Regions from separate parts of the Homo sapiens genome. Here region 2 is linked to region 1. A link is an interaction called in ENCODE POLR2A ChIA-PET data of the cell type or tissue named here. Cell type or tissue: IMR-90. All regions are shown on one strand. Each heading gives the region's core, and the rest is flanking DNA. Links, peaks and the distances in the headings are about the cores only.

What was found. Peaks named below come from ENCODE experiments on the same cell type or tissue, not always from the same donor. Only the 100,000 strongest peaks of a DNase experiment are listed, where the experiment ranks them.
Region 2: POLR2A ChIA-PET joins it to region 1 with 10 read pairs; 2 of 35 experiments call an interaction of 5 or more read pairs at or near these places.

Annotation. Positions count from the first base shown.
Region 1 is chr15:39,025,347-39,035,584 of GRCh38, forward strand. All of the region lies in intron 2 of LOC105370777 (a long non-coding RNA gene), which reads right to left. LOC105370781 (a long non-coding RNA gene) reads left to right here. Exons shown (of 3, transcript NR_188221.1): 3 at 1-1,175. Among named protein-coding and RNA genes, the nearest start is that of LINC02915, 220 kb to the right of the region's middle. In IMR-90, for the core only: no CTCF peak of the experiment used is centred there; a DNase peak (open chromatin) is centred at 2,915.
Region 2 is chr15:39,131,139-39,141,376 of GRCh38, forward strand. The region is part of intron 1 of LOC105370777 (a long non-coding RNA gene); the gene reads right to left. Among named protein-coding and RNA genes, the nearest start is that of LINC02915, 110 kb to the right of the region's middle. In IMR-90, for the core only: no CTCF peak of the experiment used is centred there; DNase peaks (open chromatin) are centred at 2,263, 5,083 and 9,013; H3K27ac peaks cover 3,527 bases.

The DNA.
Region 1 (10,238 bases), core at 1,098-9,097:
TTTAGCAGCAGCCTTGGCTGTGAGCTTAAGACTGTTTTTTGTGACCTGCCATCTTCCTTTGCGCAACAACACAGCTCATGATGATGTTCCAGAGCATTTTGCCACCAGAAAATGAGGCTTGCTTTTGGTCTTTTGAAGGAAGACTGCAGTGAACAGTTAAATTGACTTTAAATTTAGCAGCATTGGGCAAGAATAGAAATGTTCTAATCCTGTCTCCTCCTACGGAATGTGAATTGTGGTCAAAGTAATATGTTTTTGCCTTCTGTGATTTCGATCAAATTTCATAGGCCAGACAGGGCGTAGGGAGCCAGGCTGCACAGCCACTCTCCCTGGTAAACAGTGTCACACCTCCCTTGGACAGCCCAGGGTACCATGTGTGCCCTGGCGTTACAGACACCTCACCAGGGCTTGTCTGTTCTCCCTGCCTTGTTTCTCAGCCCAGTGTTCATGTGGAGTTTGGCTTCCTCTTCTTAGAACTGGGAAAGGCAACGCTGTGCAGGTGTGAGAGGTACATACACATGCGCCCAGAAGATGCTGCCCCAGAAAAACATACCCAGGGCCTGTATTTGACTCAGAGTTTAAGGTCTTACTTTTCATTAGAAAATAAGATCACTAGCTCTAAAATTTCCACTGGGGAAGACTGGGTTGGCTTAGCAGGGCAGTGCTATCTGATGGGCAGCTGTATTCTATAAAGTAGATGAGGGAAGATGACAGAATGGCATGTCTGTGGGCAGAAAGCAGAAGGGAAATTGGCTTCCCTTCATAGGCCACTAAGGAAAGGGTTATCCAGTGGCCTGCTGGATTTGACACTATCTGCCTGCCACATCTGAGCTCAGCATTTTTGCTTTGACACGCATGGGTCATTCTACCCATTGAGCTTCAGCAATTCCCTATTACAGATGCTTATTGGCAACAGAATCTTAAGTCCAATAAAGGAGCAAAGAGATTTTACTTTGGAAGGAAATACTATGGATTCTTCAGTCATTCAGAGGCCTCACCTCCTCCCTTAATGAGTGCTCCCAATGTAAAGGTATAATGACTGGCTAACTAAATGCTTTGGGGGTATAGGAATGAGGACACACATCTAGAAAAGTGGATTTTAGAAGAAGAAAAGACAGTATAATGAAAACAAGTTTAAGAAAGAGCAAAAATAAAATTTGACTTATGTATATCAATTGTGATGAACTGTAATTATGCATTACATGGAACAAGTCTACACAATCAGATAAGAATTCTTCACTAATTTCCTCTTTATTTGTCTATGTCATAATCCACACTAGGGAAGAAACAACCTCTACTTTTTAAAAGTCACAAATATTAAGCCTATAAAAATATCAATATCTTATCAAAGTTTAGCTCAAATTTATACAGGAAAACAAAGGTTCATTCCAACCCACCTAGCTTCTTCTGATGGTTTATTAAGTAGTATTTAAGAAAATTGAGTCTCATATTATCTGGCCAAAAGATATTTTTCTTGCCTCTGTATTATTAAACAACACTTACTGAGACTATTCATCAGATGTCCAGATTAATCTTGACGGTGAAGAATACATGAACTCTATATGCAATCTTAAAAAGGAGTAATATAATATGCTAGTTTTCTCTTTCGTGTCCATTCCTCAAAACTTGATTATTATTAGGTTAGGCTCATCCTTTACTAATTACCTTTAGTTAAGATTTCTTAGTTTGCAAAAATTATTGAATTTATATTGACTTAACTGAATGAGCATTTGAAAACTGTCTCTCATAGTTCATCATGAGTACTGAATTGTTCCTCCTCTTTTTCTTTAAGTTTCTTCTCTTTACTACATATTTTTCCCCAACCAGTTATTTTTGTTGTTGTTATTTGCTTCTTAAAAATTCTGTGAGGCTTATTTTTAGAATATTTTATAAATCTGGCTATGTCTAAGAATGGCAAACTATGATAATTGATGTACTTAATATTTGCTAACACATGTCTATTCCACTGTCAATGAAAAGACTGTGCTTGCTTTGATCAAGAATTAGCCAAAATTTGGAACTCTCAGAAAGCTATTTATTTATTCCAGAACAAAGCATTTGGTTTGTACTACCATCAAAATATTCTAAGTGGCTAGTTACACTGGTAAAAAAAATAAGATATCTCTTTTGTTCAGGCCTTCAGAATTTTAACATCATACAAAATCAATAAAGCTCTTAAATGTAAATCTATGAAGATGAGACACACTGATTTCTTGGCTATTGTTTACTGAGGTGATTAAAAAAAGCCTTGCAGCCCAAACAGAATTTTATTTTCTCTGTCAATAAGAACAATATACTTCCATGGATAAGTATGTCATCTATGGAAGCATTTCAGATGTCTGTGTTGCAGATGCAGAAGTTATCTCTTGGGATTTCCCTGCACCACATCACATACTAGACTATCCATTGTAGGAAAAGATGGTTGGGTCGATTATAGGAGTTGTCCTTGGAATCAATTCCAAGCGCTCCAGAAACTTACATCTATAGGTCTGACTTAATGTAATTCATAATTGTCCCATGTTATAGGTCTGACCTAATGTAATCCATAATTGTCCCATGTTATTTTTTAAAATGTGGCTGATATAGATCTCCTAGAAAAAGGTCACATAATTAGAATTATTTCAGTATTTAATTTACAGGGAAATTCGGGGGTTCAAAGTAGTCAGGAGATGCTTTAAGTGAAAGACGTTGCCTAAGGCCGTTCTAGTAAGTATGATAACGGTTTGTAAAATCACCATCAGCTACATCGTCATTTGAAAACAGATTTAAGAAATATATATATACTCAAAGCACTGCACTAAAGGAAAACAGACCAAGACTAGTAATATTAATCCACTGTCATCCAGTTGGCTGGCCTACCTGCTACAGAAGCTGAGGCTCAGCTGGCCTGCCAATGGGCTTGAGCCCGTGGGGATCTGTGACTGTACCATGACTCACTGACCCTGCAAAAGCCAAACTGGCTCCGTTGTCTTTGTCCAGAGTCCTCATTTCAAGGCCTTGGCCTCTCTTGCCTCTTTACCAAGGTAAAAGGCAGCAATAAGTATGAAGAGTCAGACAAAAAAAAAAACACCAAGCTATAACCATCCATTTAATATCAAAATTAAACAAAGACTCATTAAAAATTTCAGTATTTAAGCAATTTGGGGAAAAATTGGCAGAAGAAGGTACATGAGCAAAGAAAGGTGTTTTCAAATAGAAGTTACAGAGCTTATTTTAATATGACCTCAATGATCTTCACATAATTTAACAGGAAATTTTATTCTAATTAGTTTGATTGAGCTCTATTTTTTAACAGTTTCTTAAAACTGAGAATTAATGAGCAAGAAAATAAAGTCTGCTCAAGTCTTTGGAACTTAGGCAATTCTTTCTTTCAAACTAGAGGGAAAGAATTGTTGAGAACAATATAAATCAGCATTTGGGGGATCTTTCGTCTTCCTGTGTTCCTTTATGATGGATGTCTCTAACCCCCAGGCCCTACCGGTCTGTGGCCTGTTAGGAACCGGGCTGCACAGCAGCAGGGAGCAACAGGGCAGGCATGTCAGCGAACCTTCATCTGTATTTACAGCCACCCCACATCACTCACCTTACTGCCTGAGCTCTGCCTCTTGTCAGGTCAGTGGTAGCATTAGAGTCTTATAGGAGCATAAACCCTGTTGTGAACTGTGCGTGCGAGGGATCTGTCACGATCATCACCCCTAGATGGGACCATCTAGTTGCAGGAAACCAAGCTCAGGGCTCCCACTGATCCTACATTATGGTGAGTTGTATAATTATTTCATCATTATATATTACAATGTAATAATAATAGAAATAAAGTGTACAATTAATGTGCTTGAATCATCCTGAAACCATCCCTGGCTGCCCTGGTGTGTGGAAAAATTGTCTTCTGCAAAACTGGTCTCTGGTGCCAAAAAGTTTTGGGACCACTGCTTTATAAGACCTTTTACTTACAAGAAGAGCCTGGTAAGAGTCTTTTTTGTGGACATTAAAAAAGTTTTATTTGTAGAAAATACTTTGTGTGAAACATAAGGAGAAATCTCTGTTCTCTCAAGAGCTTATTGGGGAAATAGACACGTGTAGTAATAAGGGAGTGAAGGAAGAGGAGTTAATATTAGCAGGGGTCAGAGCAGGAGTGGAAAGGAGGGTTCTATATGAGTTTGTCCGGAACCAACTTGCAGAATGATCCACTTTCCAAATGACCATTTCAAAAGTAAACAGAATTTACTTTTCTTCTAACTTTTATAGTTAGTTTTATTTTACCTTCTTCACTGCCATTTTAGGAATGCTTTATTTCTCTTTCCCAACTCTCTGCTGTAGCTGAATAATGAGGGGGAGAGAGAGAGGTAAAATTGAAGGGCATATGAGTGTAAAGTTTTGAATATAAGTAATTGACATTAATATCTTCTTCATTAAGTTGTTCATATTTTTAGAAGCTATATTCCCAAGAATTTTTATGTTCAAGAGCATGTTCCAAAAATATACTCTTAGTGAATATGTCATGGGTATACCTGTCAAATAAAGATAGATCCTGGGGGCCATGCTCCAAATTAAGTCAATCAGAGTTCTTCTCTGGGAACAATACACAGACAGCTGCTGAGCTGAGAGACTATAAATCTGGGACTGACAAAAGCCATTTCTCTTTTCCGTCTACAGACTAAAGCCAAACAGGAATAGACAGAAATGGATAAGGGATGGTGAGAGAGAGTCCTTAAGGAAATGAATTTGAGACCCTGGTTCTGGTAGTTAGTATCTACTTTGATCCTTTGAGTTGACAAGTTCTGGGAAGGGTCTGAGATTTTACTTTGCTTGCAAACTAACAAGTGAACTTGCCACAGTTTCATGGATACTAGTTGAAGACATGAAACTTGGTTCAGAGACAAAGGATGTTATTACTCACAACAATAGCAGTAGCCAGGGTGCCAGTGCCTCCAGTCCCATTTCCCACATGGTGATGTATAGAGGACCGAGAGACACTTGTACTCACAGTGAGTTGCATTACTGAGGAGGAATCCTGATTTTAGGAAATCCAGATTTTTATAATGGGCAGTAACCCTGTCCGTTATAAGCCTTTCTCTGTTCGAGTGACTGTTCACTATACAAACATCCTTTTAAAAAGTTAGTCATTGCCTCTACTCACAAAAAATTCAGAAACCTGAGAGAACCACGAAGCATTATCTCCCATCAGAGCTGTGGCTATATTTCTTTTCAGTTGATCTTCCTTAAGCTGGCTGAGCTGTGTTTATGTCACCGCCATCAAGAATCCTAACCAACACATGCTGTGGTATTAGGTCTTCCCTTTGGAGTGCTCCCTCCTAACCTTATTATGAAAGCAGGGTGATATAGGTTCATTGTACACTTTTTGGGGAAAAATATATGAAAAGCAATCACTTTTAAATTATGTGGGGGAGAGGACCTGCATCTAAGTTTCGGATCTGTTCTTGCTTCACAGCAGCTGATGACATTCCTTATATTCCTTTTTGGATGGAATGACAAAACACATATTTTGGGTTATATATTGTAAGAGGTATCAGCTGTTGTTCTCAGCTGACCAGTTTTTATAGACAGAAGATTAAGAAATTGCTGATGGTGTTAGCTAGGATCCCCTGCCCTCAACTTCCAATTGACTTGCCTTCCTTCTTATGAGTTTCTACTCATAAGACCTTGCCCTAAGTTTACTGCTAAATAATATCAATAATATGTCATCTGTCATCATGATTTAAGACAAATATCCTGCCAAAGTGTTTATACTAATACGAAATGCTATAAGAAATTCACAAAGCTTTTAGGAAGGAATCACAAAAAGTACTAACTTGAGACATCATGAGAAGTGCCAGGGAGATACTTAAGAATTAGAGAAAGCTGCTAAGCATTACCTACATCATACCATATCAGGTGGTTGCTTTAAAGCCATCAGAAATGGTCTATCCCCTAGGGAAAAGAGGTCCTACTTCTGTTCCTGGTGACTATACCATGTGCTCTTGAGGCTCTGTTCCATATCTATATTTCATGTGTCAACACAGTAGCTGACACACAAAGTGTTCTCAGTAACCATGTGTTTAACCAATGAATTAAGACTCTGCAAACAAACTTCCTAAAATAATGTGATCACTCACCCACCTTCTCAGGAAACTGCACAAATCCACGTGGGCAACCACTCACAAATAAAATCATCAGGCTCGAATTATTGTTCATGCAAATCGCCATTTAAAAGAAAAAATGGCTAAAAAAGAATTTGCTTACAGGGAGACTTTTCTCACTTCCAATAGGATTTCCTAGCAACAAACAGGGGTCCTTTTCCCTTCATTTGTGTGTGGTTGTGCACGCTGTGTTTGCAGTGATGGGGAGAAGTTTGGGGAGGCGGGGGACTGGAAAGGGTGGCTCATCCTCTCTCCGGAGGCAGCTGCTTTCTCCATTAGCGGCTGGTGCAGACTTCTTCATATCCCTCTGCAGTGGAAGGGCAAGCAGCTGGAATGTCAAGCCCAGACTTAGTCTGAGAAAATAAACTCCCATCTAAGGACACATGTGAGGTTACTAGTCCTTAACTGCCCTGGAAACATTTCACTCTATGTTTGCCTTTGTATTGGAAAATGTGGGGAATATATATGTCAACTGTTGTTCACTGTGGGCATTTTTCTTCCTCTTCTCTACTGAAAGCAAGTGTAGCCAGGTCAAAGAGAGAAAGTTACCAGTGAATACTATAGATAATTCATTAAAAGTGTGATTTTAGCTATATTGTGGATAATAACAGTCAGCTTTTTCACTGTTAGAAAAGGAGATTAAAATTAGGAAAGGAGTAAGGCTAGAATAAATCCTATGGTATTGGATTGGACTTGAAGGTCTCAGTATGAACTCTTGATTTTATATACAGAAATAGATATACATATAGTTATTGATACAACTACATGGTATCTATATTTTTTTCTAGATATGTTTATTAAGATAGCCTAGCAGCAAAAATCAGTATACTTAATGCCCATATTTTTGTTTCTATACATAATTCCTCAAAAAGAACCAGAGGTCCTTGGAGAAATGTTTGATTCCAGGGTTGTGGCATGGAAGGTATAACATGAGCCTGGAAAAATGTATTGTGTCAGAAATCAGGAAGAACTGAAAGGATGACAGGGAAATGTCAGAAGAATATAGGAGCCAATTTGCAGGGGCTCTCACTGGCCAAATCTGGGACAATTTGAGCAATAAAATGAGAGACACACAGAGAAATAATCTGAAGAACAAAACAAGTGTGGCAAAATGTTAACGTGAGGAATCTGGTTGAAGGGTGTCTGGACATTTTTGGCATTAGTTTTGCAACTCTTTTCAGCATGAAATTATTTCAAAATAAAAAATTAAACATATGTAAAAACAGTGGTGGGGGAGGGAGATAAATGAAACAAGATGGACAAAATATTGATAATTAGGGTATTAGGTATTTGGGAGGTTATTCTATTATATTCTCTACTATTATGTATGATTGAGTCTTGTTCCTAATGAAAAGTAAAAGTAATTTTTTAAAACACTCATGCAATTTTAGTTTAAGAAGATCTCTTATTTCTAGCCTTATGGTATAACCAGCCCTTGTGCATGATTCATGGCAGTCACAACAACCTGTTTTCTCTGCTTCTTGTCTTAAGTCTTCCTTCCACTGCAGTCTATCCCATCATTACCAACCAGAAAAGTAGTACCTTTCTCCTTGAAAAGTATATATAAAACATATACCTTTTAATGTTTGATCCCTTCTCTAGCTCATAAATCTTTTACTCCCTTCCCATGCCAACAAGAGAAACTTTGAGCTTTCCTTTCTAAGCTTTAAAGGTTCTCTATTATTAGGTTCTGACCTATTTTTGCAACCTCATCTTCCAAATTCCTGACACGAATATTCTTCTTCATTAAACAGTTCTTTCTTTGTCCTGTCCCAAAGGTCATTTGGGTATTCTCACCTCTAAGTTAGCTGGTCTGAAAATATGTCTGTAACCCTCCTTTAAAATAAAATCATCACTATCCTTTCTGATGGCTGGTAGGAATGATGGGGTATGGGTTGTTTCAAAGAGTTGGGCTATGATCATTCCTCCACCAGAACTGGCTGTTTCTTTTGCGGAATTTCAGCCTGGGAATGGGTTCTTGAGGCTTCTGGAGTCCCTGGTAGGAAGTGGGCTAGATTGGCCGGTGGCTGTATATATTTTCTCATCACTAATGTGTGTGTGTCTGTGTGTGTGTGTGTGCATGCACATGTGTGTCTTAGTAATGCCCTATTCTACAGTAATGCCCTATTCTACAGTGAGCCTTCAGGAAATTTCACTAACTCGAAAACATCTCATATATTCTTCCCCTATTCCCTTAATCTTTACTAAACATTTGTCTGGTTCTCCCAATTCTCTTCAAAGAGTCTTAGACATATGATGTCACTGGTTAGATTGCACATTGTTAGCATGTAAATTTGTGGGGAGGATCCCCTCTCCCTCCTTTAATATCCTACAATGCATTCCTTATATCTTTGGCAATAATCTGAATAATATAGAAGTTTATGTTTGTTACCCAAATCATCTATTGTAGTGATTTTCACATGTCTCAGAGCAAATGTTTACACAAATAGGTGTTTAAATATTTACTAACTGATCTGCAGAAATGAGATTGTTTATTCATAAGTGCTCTGATCACACTGCCCTAATGCAAGAGAACTTGGACAACTTGGAAGTAATTAAGTAAAAGGAAAGATATAGAAACCTGCTTAGAAACTCATTTATCTCTTTCCACATTGTTGACAACTTCCAAATGCCTGAACACCATGCCTTTTTCAGGATCTCAATACTTACTTTCTGTGCTAATTCCAGTCACCTCTATATTTCAGTTACTGTTAAACCATGTCCAAAGTACGTGGATTCTACAGCCAGGTTTTAATAACTTTATATTCCTCCACCTCCCATTCCATAATACATTTTGTAGGTAACTTATCCAACTGCCAACTGGTTGATCTCTTTACATGCTTAGCCTATCACCCATGGTCACTTTTTAACAGCTTCATGGAAGTCTTCTAAATTCTGATCATTTGTTTTGAATTCTTATGGAACACTTATTCTTCATAAGGACAATGGTCTTGTTCTACTCCAGTCTCTTATGCTACATTATCTTAGAATGCCACAGTGATAATAACCAGTACTTATATATGCTTGCTATGTGCCAGAGCCTATTCTAAATGCTTTACTTGAATCAATGCATTTAAGTCCATTTTCATTTTCTTAGTCTTTCATCTGACTATCCTCTGAGATAAACCTCCTCAGAAATATTTTGGGCAGTCCTGTGACACTCATTTGCCAGAGAGCAAAAGCTAGAATTGGAAATATAATGAGCCAAGTCCGTGGTTTGGTATGGCAGTCACTGGCGATTAAACAAAGAAAAAAATTAAAGAAATGCTATTTCTATCATAAAAAACAATCTTTTCTGAAGTTCCAAAGAGAAAAACAATTATGACACTCCCAAATACTTTGGTGGTTGGAAAGCAGAAAGTAGAAAATGGCTTTTAAAAAATGGGCAAAATACATCTTGCAGCCATATTACCAGTGGCTTTAAATGGAAAGAATGACAGGCCAACGTGGGTACAGGGCTAGCATTTCATCTCAAAACCTTTTTCAATTCTGTGGTCACAAAACAGTTCCAGAAAAAGCATCCTCAGAACCTGGTCTAATGCTAAATAAATACTGCACATTTTATGGTTTCAGATCTAGGGCCCAGGAAACACAAGATTAAGCAATGGCAGAAATCTTGTGGGCTGGAACCTCTGGATTCATTAACTGCACATGCCAGGCCATAGCTCCCAGTGCCCGCCATTAAAAGACATGATTAATGGTAGGTAGAGGCCTCTTAGAACTGCTCTCCTCTGTGGCCTCTCAAGACTCTCCTTCCCCATCATCGAGGCCTTTGTCTTTATTTTCTCCCTACGGCTCCTGGCCTGTATCTACTTACTTCACTTCCTTCATATCCTAAAGAGGTGGGATTGAGTCCTCTGCTTTCTTAGCAAATATCCAAATTTCACACAAGTATGGAAATCTTCATTGAAATTTCTACTAACCCTCCTATGCAAGTGACTTTCAAATCATCATTTCAACCTCAAATTCTCTCACAAGCTCTAGTCCTCTTGTCTAACAGAAATTGGACCTCTTCTCTTGGATTGCATTAAGTCATCCTAAATCATGAAAACAATGGGTACCCTTTTTTCTACCATGAAGCAGGAATTATACTAAGCGCTT
Region 2 (10,238 bases), core at 1,052-9,051, 110 kb after region 1:
AGTTAGGTAATGTCACTCCACATCATGGTTTCCCATCACTCTTAAAATCAAAGGTCCCTCCCAGGACTCACAAGCACCCGCCTCCTCTCCAGCTGCTCTTCTCCTTCCTCACTCCACTCTCTGGCCTTCTGGCTGACCCACCCTTGTCAAGCAGTCTCCCAGCTCAGGGCATGGGTGCTGCCATTCTCTCTGCCTGGAGTGTGCTTCCTCCAATACACAAATGGTTTGCCACCTCTCTTTATTCAGGTCTTTGGCTAGCTTCCACCTTTATCGGAGGGGTCTCCTTTGTTTATTCTAACAAAAGTATACTCTGTGCCTACCTATTTTGTTTTTCTGCATAGCCTTTACCACTACCTCACATTCTCTTATTAATTGCTTGATTAAAGAGTCTTTTGTCTTTCTTCCCCCATTATAAAGTAACATCCATGTAAACAAGGATTTTTCCATTTTTCCTGTTCTGTCCACTGCTGTGTCCCTCGTACCTAGACAGAACTATTTGTATTAGCAGGCATTCAGCAAATAGCTACTGAATTACTGAATAAATGTATAAAATAGCAGATGAGTAAACAGTATGTGGTGAGTCCACATATCCAAGTATACAGGTTTTCCCAAACAAAAGAGTAGGACAATCTAAAACATGCTGACAATGACCCTGTCACTAGTAGTACGCACTCTCACTCCAAACTTGGATGAATCACATTCATTAGGAGTGGCCTATTGCTGACTCAAATTTTTTAACGGTCCCCACAGGCTAATGAAGAATTCAAGTGGTTCAGTAAAAGCACAAAAGTCTTTAATAAGTCTGACGCCTTATTTCTGCAAAGTGTTGTGAAGGAAAGGATTGGATTTGGGTGCTTGGGGTTTTGTTTTTACTTGTTTCTTTTCTTTTCTTTTTTGTTTTTTATGACAATGCCCATCATATGCCTACACCTAGCAGTCAATAGATAGGACACGGGCCATTTTATCCAAAGTCTCATCAGCTACCACAGCAACAAGGTAAAGGGCACAGAAAGAGCTCAGATAGGTGCTACGTCACTCAGAGTTCAGGTAACATAACTGGAAATAGCTCCAGATATGTAAGAAGAGAGATTTCACACAATGGTGCTTGCACAATCTTTGGAAGGGCTGGAGGAGGAGAAGTCACTTTCTTCAAGGTAGCATCACCATAGTTACAGGGCTGAGACTGGAAAGAGCTGCTATGCTGCTTCCACTCTGGCCACTGCCCCAACTGTGTGACACCCACGGGTTGGCCACCTGGCTCTGGAATGTGGATTTCCACCTCCAAAAATGTTCTCCCTCTCCTGACCTTGCCCACTAGCCCCTATAGCAGCAGGAGACCCAGCTCCCTTAGGCGGTCCCTACATTGGTAGAATGCCCATTTCATTGGTAAAACTATATCACATCCAGAACCTCGTTGCACATTAGTCTGTGAAATGTCATTTTTAGTCTTCCAGATACAAATAGGTAAAATAAATGGTAGAAATGGATGTTGAGTGAAATAAGCTTTATCCAGCAAATGTGCCAACAGTGAGAAACTTCAAATGGGGCGGTCCTTTCCTTTGCAAGAATTAAGTTTAGTATTGGGATGGCTTTTTTGGAAGACAAAAGAAAGTCCCATGAACAGATAACAATAAATTCTATAATGAGTGCTTACTTTATACTTGGCGCAATACAAAGCATTTAATATTCATAATCGCATCTACCACATCTCCATGACTCTATGAAGCCAGTAGTTAGTAATATTATTTCCATTTTACAGATGAGACAAGGCCTAGAAAGTTTCAGAGGTGTGCCAAGGACATACAGAGAGTGAGGAGCAGAGCTGGGATATAAACTCAAGGCCAAAGCTTTAACCACTAGGCAACTTCACCCCCACCTCCAGCTTAAACCATGTATCATCATAGAAAACTCTTCACCACCTCTCTCTCTCTCTCTAGCTCTCTTGCTCTCTCGCTTTCTCACTCTCACCTTCATTCTTGCTTCCAGTATATAATCCCTTATATGATGCATGTATCCATACATTTACATATTCACTGTCATCAAGGGACTCTAAAACTCATACATATCATGTTTCAGCACTCTAAAAAGATTAGTTCATTTCCAAACATAGCTGCATAAAGAAGGTTTGAAAACTTCTCTGAGAAATGGCACAACTCTTTGGATAACAGAAATGGGATGGTGGGGAAATACCAGTATCCCTAGTAGGAAAACTTAAAAGACATTTCAAAATTCTCTTAGTCATGCATCAAGGAGTCTTGAGAAAGACCAGTCACCCCGGCTATTTTTGTTGCTGAGAAAATTTAAACACTTCTATATTTGTTTTGTGGTTTCCTAGGTTATCTTTTCCAGAGGTCATTCTGGATTGTGATTAAGTGAGAAGCAAGAGGGGGTTGGGAAGCATAGATGAAGTAGAATGGCAAGCACATCATCTTCCTGCTGAGAACCCCCTGCATAATCTTAGAAAGCAAAGTGGAAGGGCCTGGCATTGTTGAATTGAAGTCTACTTAGTATAGGTTCTTCCGTGCAACCCTCTAATTTAGTTCTCACAAAAATCTCGTCAAGTAGAAAGTACTGACTCTGAATGATGAGTAGACTAAGCTAAGGTTTAGTAACTTGTCCACCCTCACACTGATAGCAGGCCACAGGGCTAGGATTTGAACCCACATCTCTGGGTTCTTCTTCTCAAATCACCTATGCCCCACTACCTAGATTCTAGAATTTTCTTTGTTGAGATTGTCATTTCTGGTTTCATTATACTTTCAATTTAAAAATAGCCTGACCTAATTATTGTTATATATTTGTGTGAACCTTGCTAAGAATAAAGTTCAGTATCACCTGTGAAGCTGGATCAATGTTGGGGATCTTGTTTCCCAGAGGAGGAACATTTCTACCAGGGGACAGACACAGCAAGAGTTTTGTGAAACCTTAAGGTATGGTTCTCACCCAGTCACTCAGGTTCCTTGGCCAAGGGACCAGCAGGCAAAAAAGGAATCACCACCCTAGTAGGGTAAATGAACTTGATCACAAGGAGGAGATGGTGATGCTCTATCACAGTGGAGTCAGGGGAGATATATTTGGCACTTGGATGATCCACAGGGCATCTCTTGTCTCTCCTTTGCAATTTTGACAGTATTTGGACAATGACAGCATAGGGGCATGATGACCAGGGTCTAACAATCTACTGCTGAAGAAAACTTTATAGAATTATGAGGAATTAGCAGCAGTTAGAACAAACTATGACTGGGCACAAGAAAGTGCCACAGGAAGGGACAAGGAACACAGGACAATTGTCAACCTAGAAATGTTTTCTTCTGATTGTGGCAAACTTTGAGGATTTATGCTGAGGTCATCAGCATAAACCTTGGTCCTACTTGCTAATTTTAGTCATAAAGATGAAAGGAGGTTATAAAATCAGAATTGTTTCTGGACATTTCCGGAGCTTGCTATACATGTCCTTTTGATCTGCTTCAAAAACTAGAGGCATCAAGACCTCATGAGTAGTTCTGTGGCCTGTGCTTTCAGATCACCTGAACTCCCCTACCTGAATATGGTCCACACCTTCCTCACATTTAGATTCAGCCACCTACTATGGGAACTTGAAAAGCAGCTTAGGGTTTTGTTTACATCTAACAAGTAGTCTTTCTTGATGGTTAAGGTGACTGTTAAGGTTAACTGAGGGACAATGTGAAGTCAAACCTTCCCTCAAATACCTTTCCTATATGTTTCTCAAAAAGATAAGCTTACATTTAAAAAAAATGAATCAATGGCGAATGAATAAATGATGACTTGCTTTCTCATAGGCAGCCAAGAATACAATTCCTCAAGTCTCTGAGTTATATAACAAGGGGGAGGGGAGAACATAGTTTCCAAAGGGCCTCTATTCAATATTTAATGGATTTACTCATTCAATCATTATTTTATTTCATTCATTTGAAAAAAAACTACTATTTTCCAGGCATCATGCTACAGGCTAGGGATCAAATGCAAATATCATATAGTTGTATCCTTCAGAAATTTAAAACTGAGTGAAGGAGTCAGGTAATTTAATGTTTATAGCTTAAGTAGTTTAGCAGAAGAAGACACGAAATTCTAATTTCTGAACAGTATGGAGGATGAGGATTGGAGAAGGCAAAAGACAGAAGGCAGTATTTGAACTAGACAACATATAATAAATAGGTGATTGCTAGGTAAGGAGGAAGGGCTTTCCAAGAGAAGATGTCAAGCATCAAAGTTGTGGCTGGAAAGTAGATAGAAGTCCAGTAAGGTTAGAGCAGAGGGGTCATGAGTATGGAAGAGTGGCTGAGGGCGAAGATAGAAAACTAGGTGGGGTCACTGCATGAGGGGCCTCGAATACCAGTTTCAGTGTATACTGTTGATATTTGACGGGCGACATGGATTCATTAGGTGTTCTAAGCAGGAGAGTAACTGACAGTATACGCGCTCTTGCCTTCTGCATTCCTAACCTTTAGTGGCTCTCTCCTACCATGCTGGCTTCACTGCTCCTTTACTGCTCATGTTCCTCCTGATGTAGCCTCACTGTGGGTACTGCACAAGGTTTACTCTTACTTCTTTCTTTTTCCTGATGAATAATTCCTGCTTCCTAATCTACCTGTCAGCTCTCTGTTATTAACTCAAATCCTTATCATCTGCCTGCATCTTTTTTTTTTTTTTTTTTTTTTTGAAATGGAGTCTCGCTCTTATTGCCCAGGCTGGAGTTCAGTGGCCCATCTGGGCTCACTGCTACCTCCACCTCCTGGGTTCAAGCGATTCTCCTCCCTCAGCCTCTTGAGTAGCTGGGATTACAGGCACGTGCCACCACGCCTAGCTAATTTTGTATTTTTAGTAGAAACCATGTTTCTCCATGTTGGTCAGGCTGGTCTCGCACTCCCGACCTCAGGTGATCCGCCCACCTCAGCCTCCCAAAGTGCTGAGATTACAGGCATGAGCCACTGCGCCCGGCCATGTGTATCTTTTACTCATTTTCAGTCTATTTTTCTCATAACATATATGTCATCACCACTGGAATGTGTGATGGCTTTGGGATGTGTCAGCTTGGCTAGGCTGAACCACATTTCCCCGACTTTCCTTTCTAGTGTGTTTCTAGTTAGAGTTAGGCTACAAGAAACATTCTCTTTTGAGAGTTAGGGTGCAGGAGGGAGGCAGTGATGAAGACATGCACATTCTACCAGTGACTCAATCAAACTACCGTTTGAATTCTCCAGTAAGAGGAGATGTAAATAAAGCCCCAAATCAGTTGATTTTGAGTTCACCAAAAGAGAGATTATCCTTGGGTGCCTCACTTAATTAAGCAGAAGCCATTTAGAGAGGGACTAGGCCTTCCGTGAAAATCAGACACACCAACAGGCCAGCATGCTCCCCCTTCCCCTGGACCTTCCCTTCTTTTTGTGGACTTCAAGCATCAGCTGAAGCTCATGGGGCCTGCCTGCTTATGATAATCTCTTCCTGATGCCTGCTCTGTGGAATTCAGGCTTACCTAGCCAGACCTCACAATTGTGTGAGCTAATCTTACATAACAAGTAAATCCATATGTAAGTTTATATAATGTAAACAAAATATAAAATATACATATGTATACATACATATGTAAGTGTTAAGATATATAGATGTGATATATTGAGAGAGAGAGCTCCTACCAGTTCTATGCCTCTGATTGAACCCCAACTGATATAGAATATTCTACTCTCACTTTCAACTACTCACAATAAACTCATTATCCTTTTCCTCATTCTATACCAAAACCAACTCCCTTTTTCATATAATTCATGATACAATCTTTTCCAGAATTTGAAAAAAAAAGAAAGACGTTTCTTTCCTCTCATCTGTAGTATCCAGTAATCCCTAATTCCACACAGTTTTCCTTTAAGGTCTCTCCCTTCTATTCCAAACCAGTTTTCCCTTTTCTCACGCTGTGATGATTTTCCTTCTTCCTAAAGCTTTTCCCTGTCTCAATTCTCACCCTCTTTTAATGCAGTCTCTATGGAAAGACCTTTTTACATCTCCCTACATACTGCTCTATTTAAAAATGATCATACTATTGCCTACAAGTTAAAATCTTCAGTTGTTTTTGTCTGTTTTTAAGATAGCATTTAAGGCTTAACAAAATATTATTTCATAATTAATATAGAATAGTAGTCATAATACAATAAGCAATTCTATGTAAGGCACTCTGAGAAGTGGTTTTCACAAGTTATCGTCTTTAATTCTCACTATAATCCCATGAGACACGTACAATTATCCCCAATTTATAAGTGACAACATTGAGGCAGAGAGAGGTTAATTCATTCCCCAATTTATACATCCAGTAAGTGGTATATCTGGGTTTTGAATCTGAGCCATCAGATCCTAGAGCCCACCAATCTCATGATTCCTGATTTGAGTTCCACACTCTCAACTGACCTGGACTCTCACTGTTCTTGAATATAATTCTCATTTTCTAACCTGCTTATGTAATTTATCTCTCAAGGGACATACTTCCTCCCTGCTCTCTCACTATCCAACACCTGGGCTGGATTCAAGTCCTACCTTCATTCACCCATATCATAAGCCATGCACATTTCTCTCTCTCTTCATGACTTACTGCATTTACTGTTGTTTAACTGGTTGATTTGAATATCCCAACTCTCCACTTAGTCTGTACAGCACCATGTTTATGTTACTTCTATACAGCTAAGAAGCCCCCTCTCCCACAAATAGATGTTATTAGTACAGTTTTGAAGGAAGAAACAAACACACATAAACACTGTTATCTCTGGAACATGAACGTCAGATTTTTCAGATATATACCAGATAATTTGGGTTTCACTAATTTTTAGCGTAAACATTGAAAACTTCCTCAAGACAAGGCAAAAGCAGCATTCATTCTTTTAATTCAATGGTATCTAACCATGTGTGTTCTGACTAATTTGATAGGTTTATGAAAGTGCTGGAGATAAAAATGCAAAAATTCCCTAAGTGTGACAGACTTATTAGTGGGGTCCTTGCTGAACAATTTCATAGTCTTCACCCTTTGAAAATCATTTCAATCCAAAGAGGTTTGGGGGTATATTCGTGACCTTTTTCCAGCTTTTTACATTCCTCTGTGTGTGTTTGGTCTCCATTGAGATTTGATAAGAATTGTGTAGAGAGCGAAAGGAACATCGTCCCTGCCAGAAAAGCAATGTGCTAGGATAAATCTGTCCCAACTTTTTACAAATGTTAGTTGACTGACTATTGTTTCTACTGGTGTTAGTTGACTACAAATGTTAGTCAAATGAATATTGTTTCTCCTGGTTCTTTGTACATTCTTCCATTAAAGTATTTATCAAAATACCATTGGTTGTTTATACCTCTCTCTTTGAAGGACCACGTGTCTTTACTTATTTACTTTTAAGACAAGGTCTCACTCTGTTGCCCAGGCTGAAGTGCAGTAGTGCAATCGTGGCTCACTGCAGCCTCAAACTCCTGTGCTCAAGCAGTCCTTCCCACCTCAGCTTCCCAAGTAACTGGGACTACAGGTGTGTGTCATCATGCCCAGCTAATTTTTTTTTATTTTCTGTAGAGATGGGGGCCTCACTATGTTGCCAAGGCTGGTCTCAAATTCTGAGACTCAAGGGATCTTTCCACCTTGGCCTCCCAAAGTGCTGGATTATATGCATGAACCACCATGCCTGGCCAGAACCATGTGTGTTAATAATTTTTTTTAATGTCTAGCACACTCCCTCCAAAATGATTGCTAAGTGAATTAAAGGTGAAGAAAAAGAACTGTTTGATTAAATGTTCTACCTAAGCATAATAATCACTGATTTACAAGGTCAAGGTGTGAGTTTTTTCCTCACTCTTTTTTAATTCCTCAATTACAGGTATTCCCTTGTACCACTCAATGAGAAATGTTCTTTTGATTTGAGCAATGTAAAAGAGATCCTTCTGGTAAAGGAACTGTCCTGTATCTTGACTCAAGTGATAGAGACACAAACCTATGCATGTGATAGAATTACATAGGAGTAAATATACAAATGAGTATGAGTATAGGTAAGCTAGGGAAGTCTGAATATCTAGATAAGATCAATGGGTTGTGTCAATGCCAATATCCTGGTTGATATTTAATTGTGGTTTTGCACAGAACTTTTGCGAGTTGGGGCAAACTAGGTAAAGGGAATGTGGAAATTCTTTATATTATTTCTTACAATAGCTTGTGAGTCTACAATTGTCTCAAAACCATTAAAATAAAATGACAATTTATTTACTTACAAGAGGTTTCATAATGCCTTGGGATTGTGAGACAACTGAACATTAAGGGTGATTAATCAATGACACTGTTAACCCTTCAAAATCTCTTTTGGATATACAACTTGTACCCTAAAACTTAAAGTATAATTAAAAAAAAAAATCAAAAAAAAAAAAAAAAGATTTCCCAAAACCCAAAGTGACACAGAGAAAAAGATATGATAAAATGGCCCTTGGCTGGAATTTGCCTTGGAGCTACTTTCTGCTTTCTCTCCTCTAATATTTGCCACAGTGGCGTTGTTGCATACCATGAGGAAAATTGGATAGCAGGACATTCAAACATATTTCTGCATTCATTTTTTATAAGGCTATAGAGATATTACTGAAGTTTCCTTTTGTCTTTTGTCAACTAATAAGAAATATGTTTCCAAATCAGATGCTAAAATTCCAGGAAAATGTTTGATTCATGGTGGTGTTGGTTCATTTCCCTGTATAGTAATAATAATGTAATAGTAATAGTACTAATACTTGTTGTTTGTGTGGTTAATGTTGTCACTGTACTAGGGGCTTTCCACAGTCCAGAACCTGGTCAAAGCATTTGCTATTCAAATAAACTATTTTCCTGTGAATTGTCTTCAGTACCATGGAAACGCTATTACAGCCCCTCTAAACTGGGAATGGCTGGCATAGGAGCAGCCCCAGGAGGGTAAGGTCAGGACCACGCAGATGTGACTGCTGCTCTGCTCGCCCTGCAGTGATAAGAGCACAGCTGTGGGAAAGCCAGAGCATCTGTTGTGAGTCACCAAGTGCAAACAGGATGATAACAGAGTTAGGATCAGAAAACAACATACCTTCTGAGACACAGAAGGCAGCACACCACAGAACACTGGCTCCTTTCTACAGAAAAAGGAAACCAAGCAATGTTCCTTCAGCAAGTTGGCCTGTGCTCATGTGTCTGTTTCCTTCTGTTGGGTCTAGTTGGTCCCTATCAAAACAGAACCCCTTTCCTCTGAATTTGAGCTGACTTGAAGATAGGCTGGATGCCACTTACAGCATCTGTGGGGACTCCAGAAAGAGACTCCCTTCCTTTCCCTATAGCACTCCATATATGGCTATGGCATCCAGCCTTAAGGGATTGTGGTTAAGAGCAGATGCTGGCTTTCCTGGAATGGACACTGGCCATCGTTACTCATGAATCAAGCCTTCCTCTCTTAAGGGTGCTGGTCTTTTCTATATATAGATTGTTTAACTGGGGCTACATTTATCCCCTAGAAAAGGAGAGTTGCATATATAACAGTACGGATTTTTCCTGAATTGACCCCTAACTTACTAAGCTTCGGAACAAGCAATCTATTTTTCATGACTTAATTTTATAAAATTTACACATATATACATACACACACACATACGTGTTTTCACATATAACTCCATATATTTTAATACTATTTTTTCCTTCCCCACTACATTCCTACAAACATTTTTCTCCTTTTTTCAACTTAATTCGATGACATATCCCACTGGCTTCTCTTTATGTCCCTTCTTCTGTATCATTCACACCTGTTCATCCTCTGCCTTATGTATTACTACATTCAAACTTCTTACTAACACATTGTATAATACTTTTAGTCACATTTGCTTGCACACCTTCACTCTCACCCAACTTCTCTTTCACACATACACACACACACACACACACACATCACACATCACACATACACACTCACATGTACTCTCCAGATCCCAGTCTGCTCTTGGTTCCTCGAGCTGGCCTTGACAGTCTCCAGCTAGTGTAGCCACTGATTTTTTGCTACCAATAGCCACAAGCATAAAACAAAAATGGGCTGGGGCTAGATGGAACTAGGCAGTCGTGGGGCAAGCTGGCAGAACACTGAGGGGAAAGATGGTTCTAAAACCTCTCCAGCTGGGGCTGAGAAGTGCTGGCGCAGCAGGAGAGAGTGGGAAAGCCTGTCTAAGGTCAGCAGCCTGACCTGGCAATCAGGACACTGAAAGCCACA